Regions from separate parts of the Mus musculus genome. Here regions 2 and 3 are each linked to region 1. A link is a loop called in an ENCODE intact Hi-C map of the cell type or tissue named here. Cell type or tissue: heart. All regions are shown on one strand.

Evidence for each region. Peaks named below come from ENCODE experiments on the same cell type or tissue, not always from the same donor. Only the 100,000 strongest peaks of a DNase experiment are listed, where the experiment ranks them.
Region 2: it touches region 1 in a loop (4-fold over the local background); 7 of 42 quality-filtered maps call a loop at or near these places.
Region 3: it touches region 1 in a loop (2.3-fold over the local background); 4 of 42 quality-filtered maps call a loop at or near these places.

The regions. Positions count from the first base shown.
Region 1 is chr9:122,949,126-122,954,125 of GRCm38, forward strand. 1110059G10Rik (RIKEN cDNA 1110059G10 gene) reads right to left here and starts at 1,875. Exons shown (of 3, transcript NM_025419.4): 1 at 1,680-1,875. The coding sequence starts at 1,787. It overlaps Kif15 (kinesin family member 15), which reads left to right and starts at 1,956. Exons shown (of 35, transcript NM_010620.1): 1 at 1,956-2,027. The coding sequence starts at 2,009. In heart, a CTCF peak has its summit at 2,052; a DNase peak (open chromatin) is centred at 1,886; H3K4me3 peaks cover 2,973 bases; H3K27ac peaks cover 1,676 bases.
Region 2 is chr9:122,803,660-122,808,659 of GRCm38, forward strand. It overlaps Tcaim (T cell activation inhibitor, mitochondrial), which reads left to right and starts at 1,888. Exons shown (of 11, transcript NM_001013405.2): 1 at 1,888-2,029. In heart, no CTCF peak of the experiment used is centred here; DNase peaks (open chromatin) are centred at 1,992 and 2,102; H3K4me3 peaks cover 1,670 bases; H3K27ac peaks cover 1,326 bases.
Region 3 is chr9:122,884,029-122,889,028 of GRCm38, forward strand. Zkscan7 (zinc finger with KRAB and SCAN domains 7) reads left to right here and starts at 2,790. Exons shown (of 6, transcript NM_001177505.2): 1 at 2,790-3,037; 2 at 4,396-4,921. The coding sequence starts at 4,514. It also overlaps a transcript of Zfp445 not described here. In heart, no CTCF peak of the experiment used is centred here; a DNase peak (open chromatin) is centred at 2,873; H3K4me3 peaks cover 1,363 bases; H3K27ac peaks cover 1,252 bases.

The sequences.
Region 1 (5,000 bases):
TTTTTAAAGTGAAGTGGGCTGGGCAGTGGTTGTGTATACCTTTAATCCTAGCACTCAGGAGGCAGAGGCAGACCGATCTCTGTGAGTTTGAGGCCAGCCTGGTCTACACAGTGATTTCCAGGCCAGCCAAGACTACAAAGAGAAACCCTGTCTTGATAACAAAACAAACAAACAAGCAAAACTAGAACAAAAGCAAAATGGATAATGATCCTTGAAATGAATAGAAGATAAAATTTTAATTAAAAATAAACTCCAAAGAGTTTATTTTTACTATACCAGAAAACAGAAACTGGGAAACTTCTCCAGTGGGATTAATTTCTATCTAGACTATTGAAGGCAGTGCCACATCATCTTGCTTCCTCTTTTCTAATCAATATTTTTCATCCCTGTCTTGTCTGGATTTGATAAAACAACAACAACAAAAACCAACAAAACACCAACAACCTGACTTTACCATCCAAGCCACAAAAGTACAGAAAATAACAGGAAAATTATATTTTCCCCTACCTCTGCTCATTTGATATACTAACAGCTTCAGTTTTGTAGATATCTTTGTTTGTTTTTCAAGACAGGGTTTCCTCTGTTTAGCCTTCATTGCCCTGCAACTCCATTTGTAGATCAGGCTGGTCTGGAAGTCAGAGATCTGCCTGCTTCTTCATTCTGAGTTCTAGGATTCAAAGACATGTGCCACCACTGCCCAGCAGATACTATTAGCTGCTATTCAAGGACACACAAATAGTTATATAAAAGGTTTTGTACATAAACAATACTGTACATAATTGTTTAACTTTTGAAATTTATCAAACAGAAACCTAGTACTCACTGTACAAATGTAACAATTATATTTTGTCAGCTAAGTCAAAACATTTCTACTTTTTAACTAAGAAAGGTTTTGCATACTTTGAGATAAATACAGAATTATCTCATTTTTCAAGCAACTGTCTAATATTTAATTTTGGGCAGTCATCTTATGGGGAATACCCTGCATGACTTGGCCTTTGCCCACTACTATATTTTATCCCATGTAACTTTCACAGCTTCTAAGAGTCTAGACAACTAAGTTTGAGTACTCAACTGTCCATTATGTCTGTCTTTTTTTCTCAAACTGTGTCTAGGATGCTCCAGGCCATCTCTTACATAGCTAGCCCTCAAAACTAAAGAATCCCTAGATGCGCTTTTGAACACAACTGCATGTCCTCTTGTTTGACCTGTGCATAGCTTCTCGGCAGCAAGAACGCATTGTGTTTTCAATGTTACCTTCATTAGACAACCCCCTTTGAGAAGTACTGTTTCATTTCCCTATCTTGAGACACACAGCTTGGTAAACAGCAGGGGTTCTACTAGTCCTGGCTGATTCCTTCAAAGACTCCTGATTCGAGTCGTTTAATCAAGTGGCTTCGGTCTCCTTATCTGAAAAAGGGGACGACGCTGTCAATCACCTTGCTCAGGTAAAGTGAGATCCGCAAGTAAGAAAGGACAGAAAAGCTGTCTAGACTAGCTACTAGGGCTAGGTCGTTTTCAAGAATAGCACCCTGCAAGTAAGAATTCCTGGACCCGAGAGGCCAGACCTGGGGTCCGGCTGGTCGCGAGTGAGGGACCTGTCAGTTACGTCGGCACCGAGGAGCCGGAAGTGGGGTGGAGATAGAGGGTCTGACTCGGGGCGACTCCCGCGGCCTCACCTTGGTCTCTACGGTGGGCCCCTCCTTGTAGCCGACTCTCTCTTTGAAGCGGGACAGGAAGGCGGGCTCTGCGGGCCGCACATAGGACACTTGGTTCCGCTTGCTCATGGTAGTTCTGGTTCTGACCAACAATAAATAGCACTCGGCAGACTTGGCAGGGTACAAAGTGTCTGTCGCCCGCGCGGACTTCTGACGTAGACCGTGTTAGTGACGCCATCCGACCACGCCCAGGAGGCGTGGTCCGTTGGGGCGCCAAATTCAAATCTGCGGCCATCTTGAAGGGAGGATTCTGGTGGTCCTGGCGTAAGCGAATCTCGGACGGGGTCGCCATGGCCCCCGGCTGCAAATGTAAGTTGCGAGCCTGCCTGGTGAACTCATCGCCGCTGGCAGATGCCGGTGCTACGGGGCGTCACCTCTTAGGGCGCCCCGCGAGGGCGACGACGGCACACGCAGTGGGAACCCGAGTTCCTCACGGAGCGCGGGCGTCCCGCCTCGGCCACCCTACACCCGAGCGCTCTTCTCTGTGCATGGGACCCTGCTGTTTCCTTGCTGGCTTCTGGTGTCCTGAGGGCGGCCCTTGCGCTGCACTTGATGCTTGATTACCTATTTCTGCCTTTTTTGAAGGGAAGGGATTTGTGTTCCCTTCGGTGGCCTACCCTCAGAGGAGGGAACTTTAAAGCGAATTGCAACGGTCCCTTTACAACAGTTCCCATTCTTCATGCAAGACTTCATGAGTTCCTGAAACCAGAACTGTATCTTAGTACAGAACCCTATAGATAATGTGCTCTGTAAACTAAGTGTACTAAGATTAGCTAATACTAAAATACCTCAATTATAGTAATAGACAGTAATAGTTATTTGAAAGTAGTCTTTGCCTCAATTATAGTAATAGACAGTAATAGTTATTTGAAAGTAGTCTTTGACATAGTGTCTTATTATACCGGTCTTTTATCCTATGAGATTCTACGGTGTCTACTTGCTGAGAGAAATTCTGTAGACAGTATGACAGAGTTAGTATCCAAAAGTCACTTGAACACAAGCATTGTGATATAGCCACTTGATCTAATAACAAATGGCTGAGACTGTTAGGAGAGTAGTGTTTATAGTACCTGGCTAAAAAGAGTTGTGTAGCATGAGGCTTTATATTGAGACCTTGTTTAAAAAAAAAAAAAAAAAAAGGCTTAGAAATTGTTTCATTCTGAATTTTCTATTTAGTTGTTTTAGATTGTGATTGATGGCTGAGGAAAAAAACATAGAAAAAAGAAGTGCAGATTATGAGTAGACTAATATATATATTAATCTGTTTTCATCACAAAGAGATTGATTTAATCCCCCACTTCCAACGTATATGAGTGCCACCTCTTATATTGCCTATTATCTTTCTTAAATTATTTTTAATTATTGGTGTGTATGTGAGTGCACATGCATGTGTATATGTGTGCACAGCTGCGAGTGTAGTTTGTGTGTAGGTTGCTTGTGTGGGTGAAGATGGCCGTGGAGTGGTTGGATACTCTAGAGCTAGCATTATGAGTGGTTGTGAGCTTCTGAATATGGGTGCTGGCATGTGTGGTTTTTTTTTTTTTCCTTTGTTTTTCGGCTGATTATAAGATTTGAGAATAAAATGAGATACTTGAGAAAATTGTGAAATTATACATTTGAAATTTACAATAGTGTTCATGTTTGTAGCTCTTTGTCAATTGTTATTGTTTCCTGATGAATTGTTTTAGTAACCCTTTAAGTCTATTACACTGATATTTGAACAGCTCTGTGTGATCTTTTCCTCTATTTAAAGTAGCCTGTCTCCTCTACCTCTTCAGCAGTAAGAGAATTTAAGCGTACAAACTAGTACATGATAGAGCTTAAATTCTTTTTAAAATCTAGGCTCGTCTTAAGGTTTCTGTGAAGCCAGACAGGGCCTGGAGCTTCTGATCCTCAGGATTTCACCTCCCAAGTGCTAGGACAGCGATAGCCTTGTAGTCAGTCAGTAACTCCTTCGGCCTCAGCCAGTCTTCTGATTTCTACCCTCACCGATTAGTTTTACCTATTCTTGAAGCTCATGAGCATGGTACATATATTCTTTTTCTTGTTGTAGTAACTGTCCTGACACTTTGTGCCTGTGGGCACATGATAGGCAGCAGCAGCTATCACTGCTGTTTAGTGTTGTACTAGGTAAGCATGTTACAACTTGTTCTCCTTTTGATTGCCCTTTAGTTCACTCTTTTTTTTTTTTGAACTTGGGTTTCTAAGTTGAATTATCATGAGTAAAACACCTATGAATAGTGTTTAACATGTTTCTAGGCAGACACAAAAATGACCTCAAAGTTGAAAAAGATGTACAGTGAATGTATACAGAGGATTTCCTTGTAAAGCCACAACTTTATGATAGCCTCATAATAAGACTTTATACTTTAACCTTGGGTCAACAGATAGTATAGTGAGGTGGCTGATGGTAGGAAATAAGAATTCCAGAATGCCTGTGTTCAAGTCCTAGCATTTCTCAATACATCTTTTCAGGTTTCAGGAATTATACCAGAGCTGCCTACTTCTCTGAAGTTTGTTTGCTTGTTTGTTTGTTTTTTAAGACAAAATCTCTGCATAGTTTCCGACATCCTGGTACTTGGTTTATAAACCAGACTGACCTCTAACTCTGAGATCCTCCTTCCTCTGCCTCTGAGGTGGTCAGTTTCAAGCCATGCACCAGAGGCCTCTTCCCTGAAACTCTTCACTGTTGGGGTGGAGGGTTAAACGTTTTCTTTCGTGACTCTTTGTAACTCAACACAAACATGTACACACATGCCTATTTGTTGGGGTAACATGTTTTGTATACTGTGAAGGCATGTCCTGTCTCTCCTTTCCTGCCTAGCTCTAGGACATCATCAGCTCTTTATTAAAGCCAACCAGTGAACGCCTTAGGTTAAGTGAGGAAGGGCAGAGACATACCTTTCACAGCATACAAAACATTATCCCAGCTTCTCCCCCTTTAACATCTGATCACTTAAGGAGGTCTCTGCAGATCCAGAGTGGGTTCTCTTCCTGCACTTCTCCAGTTTTCGTCCCACGGAATCTAGCTGCATTTACTTTTCCAAACTCTGAACCATTTCTCCTCAGCTCAGCCAGATAAGCAAGCTCTCTGTGGACTCTCCACCTTTACTGTGCCTTGTGATCCAGAGTCACTTTACTTTGTTGTCTGTTGTCCAGTGTTGAGGACTTGTTGCATATTTTTGGTCCAGTTTCCTAGTTACTTAAGTAAATCCAGTTTTTGCTACTCCATCATGGCTGACTGATGATTGATTGAAATCAATTTGAAATTGAAATAAAATA
Region 2 (5,000 bases), 150 kb before region 1:
ATGTAAATGTACCAAATGTATCCATTCCTCTGTTGAGGGACATCTAGGTTCTTTCCAGCTTCTGGCTATTATAAATAAGGCTGCTATGAACATAGTGGAGCATGTATCCTTATTACATGCTGGAGCATCTTCTAGGTATATACCCAGGAGTGGTATAGCTGGGTCCTCCAGTAGTACTATGTCCAGTTTTCTGAGGAACAGCCAAACTGATTTCTAGAGTGGTTCTACCAGCTTGCAATCCCACCAGCAGTGGAGGAGTGTTCCTCTTTCTCCACATCCTCCCCAGCATCTGCTGTCACCTGAATTTTTGATCTTAGCCATTCAGACTGTTGCGAGGTGGAATCTCAGGGTTGTTTTCTAGAACCCAGGACCACCAGCCCATGGATGGCACCACTCACAGTGGGCTGGGACCTCTTACATCAGTCACTAAGAAAATGCTTTCCTGCAGTGTGATCTCCAGAGGTGTTTTCTCCATCGCGGCTCCCTCTTCTCTAAGGACTCTAGCATGTGTGAAGTTAACATAAAGCAGCAGCACAGACTGAAAACACAAAGATCCAGGGCACCCCACCAAATGTCTAAGTTACCCTCCTAACAGCTCCCTTTCAGTGGGTCTCATATGACTATTACGTGTACGTTGTGGGAGGAGCACACATCCATGTGGATTTTTGCAGGACAGCGTTTTTGGAATCTGTTCTTTCCTTCCACCTCCATCTAGTTACGGTAATCAAACCACAGTGGTCAGGCTGGAGGGTCTGATAGCAAACACTTTCATCTGTTGGTCGACCTGGCAGCACAGTACTGTATGCTTTATGATAATATGTGACTAAGGACATTGCTAATGAAAATATTTTAAACAAATGTGCCAAAATATAAATATCTAACAAGGATTGTCCCAAAACACTAAGAAGTTAAAACTTCAGAAGTTGTCAGGTGGTGGTGGCCCATGCCTTTGATCCCAGCACTCAGGAGGCAGAGGCCAGCAGATCTCTCTTCAAGGCCAGCCTTGTCTACAGGACTACACGGAGAAATCCCGTCTCAAAACAAAAAACAAAAACTCCTTCAGAAACCACCTTCAGTATCTGTAGCCTATTCTCTTTAACATAGTCCTCACTCTAAATAGTACTGTACGCCACAAATTCAAGTCGTCTAGAGGGGAAAAGCCCTAAATAGGGTAATAAATGGGACAAGTATTTAAAGGAGTTCTCAAAATGGGTAGAGGCAGTGTCCTTAAATCTACAGTCTCACAAGGGCAGGAAAATTGAGTCCCAGCACTCTTAAGCTTGCGTGACATGTGGCGCACACACTGCCTCAGAGACAGGTGGGCAATTGTAAACTATGCTCCTGCAGACAAAGGACACGATGTGGGCCGCAAGGTCGTCTTCAGGAGAATGAAGATCTGAGAGAAGGGGTGGGATGGCTTCTTGCTGGTTGACCAAGCCAAGAGGTAGCAAAGCGAAAAGCAGTTTATATTCCATCATTTGCAGGTCTGGAGATCAGTTACAGACGTCCAATAAAGCAGTAAAAAGCCCATGCTGAGTACACTGAACGTTTAAAAACAGCCTAGTAAGGAGTCGCGATGTGTCATGCCTGTAATCAAAGCACGTAGGAGGCTGAAGCAGGAGAATTGCCGCAAGTTCAAGGCCAGCGTGGGTTACAGTGTGAGCCACTGTCCCAAATAATTAAACTATCTCAAATAGATTAGATTGAGGAAAAGTCAAGTGGGAAATGTAAGCCAGAGGAACCGGATCTTTCACACTCAGCTGCATCTGGGAAGCCTACCAAGACTACCAACGGCTGCTCAGCAAGAACTGCGTCACCAGAGCGCCTTGCATAGCTCCGCCCCTTCCCCCCTCCCCACCAGGGGCTGCGCGTGCGCGCTTTGGCCCCGCCCCTGCCTCCCGCTACTCCTTTACCTTTGCTTATCGTCCTCCCACCTGCCTGCCAATCATCTTTCTCCCTCAGACCTAGTCGGCCGGAAGAACCGGCTTGTGTCTCCCGAAGCTGCCTTCGGAAACCCGCAGATAGCGGGGTAAGGACACCGCTTTGAAGCGGGGTGGGAGGCCGCTGAGAGCCGACGTCCTGGCTGGGAGCCGCTTGCCGGCCTTGCGCAGGCGTTCTAGGAGGAAGGTCGGTCCGCCTTAGCCAATGAGCATGGTTCGTGCGGCCTGCCGGCTCCAAGTGTCGGGGCGTCCAAGCACGAACCCAGGCCTCTGAGACAGTGGGCCAGACCTGTCAGGAGCTCCCTGCAGAGCGAAAGTTGCCCAGGGACTCCACACTTGCCACACAGGCCTTGGCCTGTGCGTGCTGAGGCGTAGGCGAGGCTGTCAGATGGGAGCTGGGTTTAGGCTGCTGCTGGGAGAGCCTTGAGGCTGGTGGGGCCCTGGGAGGAGCTGCACCCCAAGTTGCGGACCTGTCCATTCACCTCTAGACCTGTAATCAAACTTATGGCTAAGTAGACTCTCAGAGGGGAGTCTGAGGCGTAGATTACTCAAGTGCACTTCACCACTAAAGAGCTTAAGGAGTGTGCTAATTCATTCAAGACATCTGTGGAATGTGTGTGTGCGAATGGGTTTAAGATTGTAGGATAATGGTAAAAGGAAACAGGATCAGGCTGAATTTTATCAGTTTGAGACCACCGATTGGAGATTCCAGATTTAATGTGGAGTTCATATAGTTTTAAAAAGGTGTCAAAGTTTGGTTGGCTGGTTGGTTGGTTAGATTTGTCTACAGATGGCCTACTGAAAAGGAACTGGAGATGCCTGCCATCCCTTGGCTTAGTGTTGATGAAGGAGTTTTAAGCTCAGGGAAATTGCAGTGCTAGAGTGGGTACTCTCTGAAAAACCTGATCCCTCATAATGGAAAGGCCCAGAAGACATGCCCTACACTAACCTATAAGATGAAAATGGTTTGAGGGGGCAACAGCAGGTCCGAAGAGTTTTTGTCGTAATTTTTTCTCTTGTGCCAGATCTTAGGGTTCAGTGGGTGTAATTGGACCTTGGAGTAGCACCAGTGCCTGTATATATTAGGTCAGGCTGGGCCAGAAGTGCCTGAATCCTTCTTGAAACTGTAGAGTTTGTAGTTATGATTTAACTCTCCAGCAAGATACAAAAGGAAAGCTAAAGAATTTGTTATCTAGCCAGGCGATGGTGGAGTGTCATTAATCCCAGCAATGGGAGGCAACAGGAGGCAGAGACAGTTGGATCTCTGTGAGTTCAAGGCCAGCATGGTCTACAGAATGAGGTCCAGGACAGCTAGGGGTGTTACACAGAGAAACTTTGTCTCCAAAAACAAACAAATGGAACTTGTTATCATTGATATGTCTAATACTGTCTCCTGGTTTTGCTCTGGTTGTTTACTTGGTTCCCTACTCTAAGTAGAAAGCCTAAAAGCATTTTTTTTTTTTTAAATCCTGGTCTCTGGGTGAGAGGGTGCATGCTTTTAATCCCAGTACTCCAGAGGCAGAAGCAGGTAGATCTCTCTGAGTTGGATGCCAGCCAAGTCTACAAAGTGATATCCTGTCTCCAAAAACAAACAAACAAACAAACAAACAGAAAGGAAAAGAAAAGAAAGGTAGTTAGGTATGGTTTTATCATTACTTGAGAGAAGAATTTTTTTTTCTAAAGAAAAATTCCAAGATAGTTACAAAGGGAAACCATAACTAAAGTGAAGTTAGTGTGAAGTTAAGTTAATTGAAATAAGTTACTTTCAAATACAGATTGTGCCAAGGGGCCAAAGCTCAGTGTTGAAGACCTCTATTTGATAATTTCTGTGCTTGTCAAAAATAATGGACAGAGGCTGTTAGATCTACAAAGCAAGTTCCAGACCAGCCTGAGCTACGTAGAGAGTTGCAGACCTTGAAGAAAGAAAGGAAGGAATGGAACAGAAAATAATACCACTATTAAGTAGATTCGGGTAGTCATTTATACTGGCTTGTAAACGAATTTTATCCTTCCATATCTACCTTCTGTCCACACAGTAGATCATTTCTTTAGGACAAGGCTCTCCAGGGTGCCCTCCCTGCCCTATAGGTGTAGCCTCAGGAAGTCTCCTGTTACTCTGAAAGTCGGAATCATTGCATTTACTGCTTTGTTTTACAGTTATCTACTTGTGTCTGTGTCCTGCTTCTCTACCCTTTCCTCAAACTAAGTTTAGTGAACACAACAAATGCTCGTTGTTTTACCCTGGACCTAACATGGAAGCACTGGTGAAGTGATAAATTAAGGACTCAGAATGCCTTCTGAGTCTGATGAGAGAGTTAGGAGTGCCTCTTGTCCATCTGTAGCCTACCTGAGGTTTTCTCTAAGTGGAAGGGCAGTGTATTCTGTGGAGTACTGGTAGCCGTCATGAGAATCTGTCTGCAGACAGAACTCCTGCAGCTGACATAGCTGCAATAGACTGTTAGGTCTGGTATCTCTAGCGTTTCCCAGAACCTGCCCCTGTGCTAAAGCAGTGTCTCCAATCTTCTGAGTCTTTGATTCTCTGTGTAACTGACTGCAGCAATTGAAGAGACAGACTGAGTTCTTTCAAGGATTTTACTCAGTTGAAGCTGAGATCTTGATTTACACTGCAGAAGAACTTATTAAGAAAAGGCTTTCATTTAAGCTAAGGGTGCTAACAGAAAAAAAAATCTCTTCCCACAAAGGTAGTAATTATAGAAAGTGTTCATATTACATATCAAATATGAATGACTATAGCCTGGGAAGATATATTCAGTTTTCCCTGAATAATATATTCTAACATAAAAGCAGTTACATGGGCTTTTAGTCACAGAACAAAAGAAAGTCATAAGTAGCTTGTAGCACTCTTCCAGAAGGTTACAGAAGGTTAGGAAGTTGGAAGAAGGACAACACACACACACACACACACATACGGATTGTATCCCCTCCTGAAACTACGCCAAAATAAACTCTTCTTATATTGCAGGGTTTTGTTTTGTTTTTTAATCACAGCAACAGAAAAATAACTAAACCACATCCTCACACGTAAAACGTTTTTAAATA
Region 3 (5,000 bases), 65 kb before region 1:
GGACTAGGTATAATTAAAAGAGCAGACCAAACCCTCAAACCCCAGATTTAAAAAAGGCAACATGCCTCTTACCCTCCTTATGTTCAGTTGACAAAGGCCCTAACAACACTAAATATTCTTAATGTGTATAAAAACACAAAAATACCCTCCCCCATTATTCTTCATTGGAATCACCACAACTAATCCCACACATACTTCTTGGTGAGATGGTAGGAGTCCCTAGACAGGATCTGGAAGGGACCTGAACCGTCCTCATGGTGGGAAGGGTTTTGTTTGTTTATACACACAGGATCAGCCTTAGTCTAAACACGAACATGGACACCCATCAAGAAAATGACCTGCCTATCACTGACAGTAAATCGAAGGAAGAGACCCAGAAGGAGACATCCACATCCAAGCAACAAGGTCACCTGGAATGGCATGCATAATCTGGTAATTACTGCACAATGCACATGCCCTCCTCAAGCCCCCCCCTCCCCGCTTTGGTTTTTGTTTGTTTGTTTTGTTTGGTGGTTTTTTTTTTTTTTTTTTGAGACAGGGTTTCTCTGTGTAGCCCTGGCTGTCCTGGAACTCACTTTGTAGACCAGGCTGGCCTCAAACTCAAAAATCTGCCTGCCTCTGCCTCCCAAGTGCTGGGATTAAAGGTGTACGCCACCACCGCCAGGCTCTCTCTGCTGTTTTAACGACACAGTCTTTGTTATATCACAGGCCTGTCCCACCACTGATCAAACCCCTAATTCTCTCTCCAACATCCACCACTAGTGTTTTTCCTTTCAGCAAACCTATGACAGCAAGAACCAGGAACTCATGTCTGCAGACGGTGCCAACCACGCATGCTAAAGCTCTATTTCTATTCCTGTCTATCCTAACCCCATGTCTGTAACCCTAAACCCCTTTCTCTGCCTTCCCTATTGACAAAAGGGTCATAAAGGAGAAGCAGGCTGCCTCACAGATCAGGATTTTTTATGGCGGCCGCTGTTATTGATCCTATAAAATTGAACTCAGCTCTCACAGAAATGATTTCTAAGCTGTGTTTTTTTTTTTTTAAATTAAGTCTGCTTGAACCCTTACAATGTATATTAAATAAATACAAATTGATGGTTTTACATAAAGAAGAAAGAAAGAAATAGCCTATTTCAAAACCTGAATAACTGTCTCATTGTTATAGATGACCCCTGGGATGAAATATGGAGAATGGGAATCATGGGGAAGCTATATCCCACCAGTTGCGCTGCATGCCCCTCTGCTCATATCTCTCGATACCTGGAGCAGTCCACATGAACCCATAAAACCATTCTTGAACAGGAAATACAACTGAGAAGAAATGCCCAATCCTGGCTACAACATGTTCAATGCGCTTCTGATCTATTATTGCTCCTCACATCCCATCTAAAATGCCTCTCTATGTTTTTTCTGTGCATCCCTTTTGGATCCCCTCTTAGTAATGACTCCTGTTCATGCTACCTCGCATGGTTCCTCCTCAGACCCAGGTTTCTCCTTTAATAAACCCTCATAGGAGGTCCCCCTCTTTGAGGGGCCCCTACCTCAGCATTCCTGTTATAATTATTCCCCAGATACAGATGACCACCACTCCCAGGGTTGTACTACGAAATAGAAGGATGCTGGACCTCCTGACAGCAGAACAGGGTAGAGGGGGAAGCTCGTGTCATCCTGGAGTAAGAATGTTGTTTCTCTGTAAATGAATTGAAATTGGTTGAACAAAATATTAAGACCCTTTGTATTAGATCATTATATCATGTGATATATATATATATATTTTACTAACCTGTGAATCAAAAAAGCAAGCAGTAAGCATCACACCTTACACACAAAGAATCAGGGCCACAGATTGTGCTATTTGAGCCCATAAATGTGTATTTTATAAATCCAAAGCACAGGAATAAAAGTATTTACAAAACTATAATAGTTAAAGAAATTTCAATAAAGAAAGTCATAACAAATTTGAATTCTCAGAGAATTGTCCTCTGAGAGGGACCTACCCTTTTATAGTAAATAAAGTTCTCCATCTTGTTAGATAGCAAACTTTATAACACAATTAATCCTTCCTGAGACTGGCACTTTGAGGTGAGATGACCTCAGAGATAAATTTAGGGTAAAAGAGCCAAGGAAAGAACACCCTGACCCAGACTTGACCCCTAGACCCCAAGAAACAGTTCCACCAATCCCTGAGTTTGCCCCAAACTCTGACTAGAATCCCACAAATCCCAGACTGCCCCAGAAGTCCCATCCCTCACTGAAACCTATATAAGGCCTGCCTTCTCCTCAGTTCCCCCTGCTCCTTGCCTGAGCAGAGGCAGCCACTCTTCTGGGTTTTCCCTTCCGATAAATCTATGTGAGATTTGTTGTGTGGTGTGACTTTGTGGTATTCCTTGACTCCCGATTGCCAGGGTACCTTTCCCAGGAAAGCTGTAACACTTACATCGGGGGAACCTTTGCCTGCTCAAGCAGAACTGTACAGTTGCGGGAACCTTCCCCTTAATGGAACCGAGCTGTAACACAATTAGGAATTGGGCTCTAATTGTATAGGGCATCATCAGGGACAGGCTGGTCTGTCAAAGTCTGATTGTTGGAAAGTATGGCTTTGCTTTTTTTGACCTTTTTATGTCAAGAGTGAGGTCTCTGGAATCTGAATGACTCTAAGTTCAGCATGACACCCTCTTGTGCCCCAGATGTTCCCTGGGTAAAAAAAAATCTTAGCGTTCAAGATTATTGCTCACCTTGGCAACCAAGACTTCCGGAATCCAGGAGGTACCGGAAGTGATGCTCTCATGCTTCCCGTCCCGCCGTCGTTGCCATTTCCTAGTGTCCTGGAGGTGTGTGGGGCCGTTGAGCCGTCACGCATGACGGTGGCGACGCGGTGGAAAGTGCGGCCCGCACTCGGGCCGCGACGCGGGCGGTGCCGGGGTGCTTACCCGAGGCGGAGCCGCGTCGTCCTCGTGTTGTGGTCGCTCGGCTTGGGGTCGGCTCGAGTTGTTGGCTCCCGTGCGTCAGCGCTGCACGGGGCAGACGCGGCCAGGTGAGCGGCTACCGAGGCAGGACCGTGACTCTGGAGTGAGCCCCACGCGAGCTCGCAGATTAGACGTGCAGCGAGACCTGCCGCTTAGCACTCGGCACAGTAAGGACCGCAGGAAAGTGTCCTGTGCTCTTGTGTACTCTCGGAGAGTTCACAGATTACTCCATCTGTCTTAAAAACAAAACAAAACAAAACAAAACAAAACAGGCTCAGAGGAAAATGTCTAACCCTGGGGTCTCCAGTGCCTGATATCTGATATCTCAAACCACGGCACACATCCTAGTTGCCCCAGAGGATCTGGTTTTCAAATGGCATGCATAAACGGAAAGGAAAATGGCTTTTCCCAAATTTTGTCCACTAAACTAACCACATTCGTGTAACATATCTCTCTCCCTGTGTAACACATATGCACGCGTGCAGGACTGGGAAGCAGTCCTGCCTTTTGAATCTTCGCAGGAAACAGAGCCCTGAGTAAACTGCAAACAATTGCATTAAGAGAAGTGATCCAACAGAGTTATGGGTGGAGAGTAGTCCGTGGGATTACTGAAGCTATAAACAGTGGTATGCCCGGAGAGACCAGAAAGTTAAAGTTAAGTTCCAAGTTAAGTAGAAAAGACTTCCAAAAGTTTTAATACTAGTTCCTCCCTTTGGGTGACCCTCCAGTAGTTTAGAGGCCATGACTGGTGAGTTCCTCATAAACAGTTGAAGTACACTGTTATAGTATGAGGTACAGCAAGGGAAATGAGCCATTGTTTTATATCTGGGGAAAGCAGGAAAATATCCTTCAAGAGAGGTGTTATTTATTCGGAGTCTTGACACTTGATTAAGAGTTTGTCAGAAATGACGGGAAAAAACAGGGAAGGTGCAGACAGGTAAAGTGTGGTCCCCACCCCCTTATTTGTAAAGTGTTAGCCCCAAACTTTAGTACATCTTTACCAGCTGAGTTTTGAGCCTCCACTCCCAGCACAAGTTTATGAAAAAATTAAAGATAAATCCTATTTGAATTTCAGTGCTTACTACAGGACATATTAAATAGTTAAATCATTTAGTATTTTCTTTAACATCCAGTTTCCTTGTATACCCTGCTTTGGAGGCCATTGATGTCCTTTTAATTTGGGTACTTGGGGGAAATGGTTGGAGGTGTATGTGAAAGACTGTGAAAGCTAAGCCTAGACATTCAGTTAGCTTTTATCCTGCAGGTGACTGGAGCCACTAATAGTTTGAAAAGGGAAGTCACTTGGAGTCATTTCTGTGTTTGTACTCTTCTCTTCCCCGGAGGCTTTGCTTCTAGCTGCAGAACCTGTTACCAGCTAAGAGCTAGGTGCTCCAGGACTCTGATCATTCTCTTTGTGTTTCTGTAGGTGACACTTTCCTCACTTCCTTTCTTGACTCTGAAAAAACAGCCCCCGCAGTTTGAAGCAGAGACTCATTTTCAGTGTGCCTGCTGTAGCTGGAACCAGCTTCTCTTTTGGGATCACAATGACCATGGAAGGCAGGGGGACATTAGATATCATCCCCAGGACTGCCATGTATCAGAAGCAGGAGGGGAACTTGACTGTGAAGCAGGAACCAGGAAGCCAGACATGGGGACAGAAGAACTACCTTCCCGTCTGTGAAATATTCCGACTGCACTTCAGGCAGTTGTGCTACCATGAGATGTCTGGGCCTCAGCAAGCCCTGAGCCGGCTCAGGGAGCTCTGCCACTGGTGGCTGATGCCAGAGGTCCACACCAAGGAACAGATCCTGGAACTGCTGGTGCTGGAGCAGTTCCTGAGCATCCTGCCCAGGGAGCTTCAGACCTGGGTACAGCTCCATCACCCTGAGACTGGCGAGGAAGCTGTGGCTATGGTGGAGGATTTCCAGAGACACCTTAGTGAGTCAGGGGAGGTAAGCAGTCAGTCTATAGGAACATCTAGAGCCACTCTCTAAACTTGGGCTAGCCTGAGAGCAAGTATTCACCATTCCC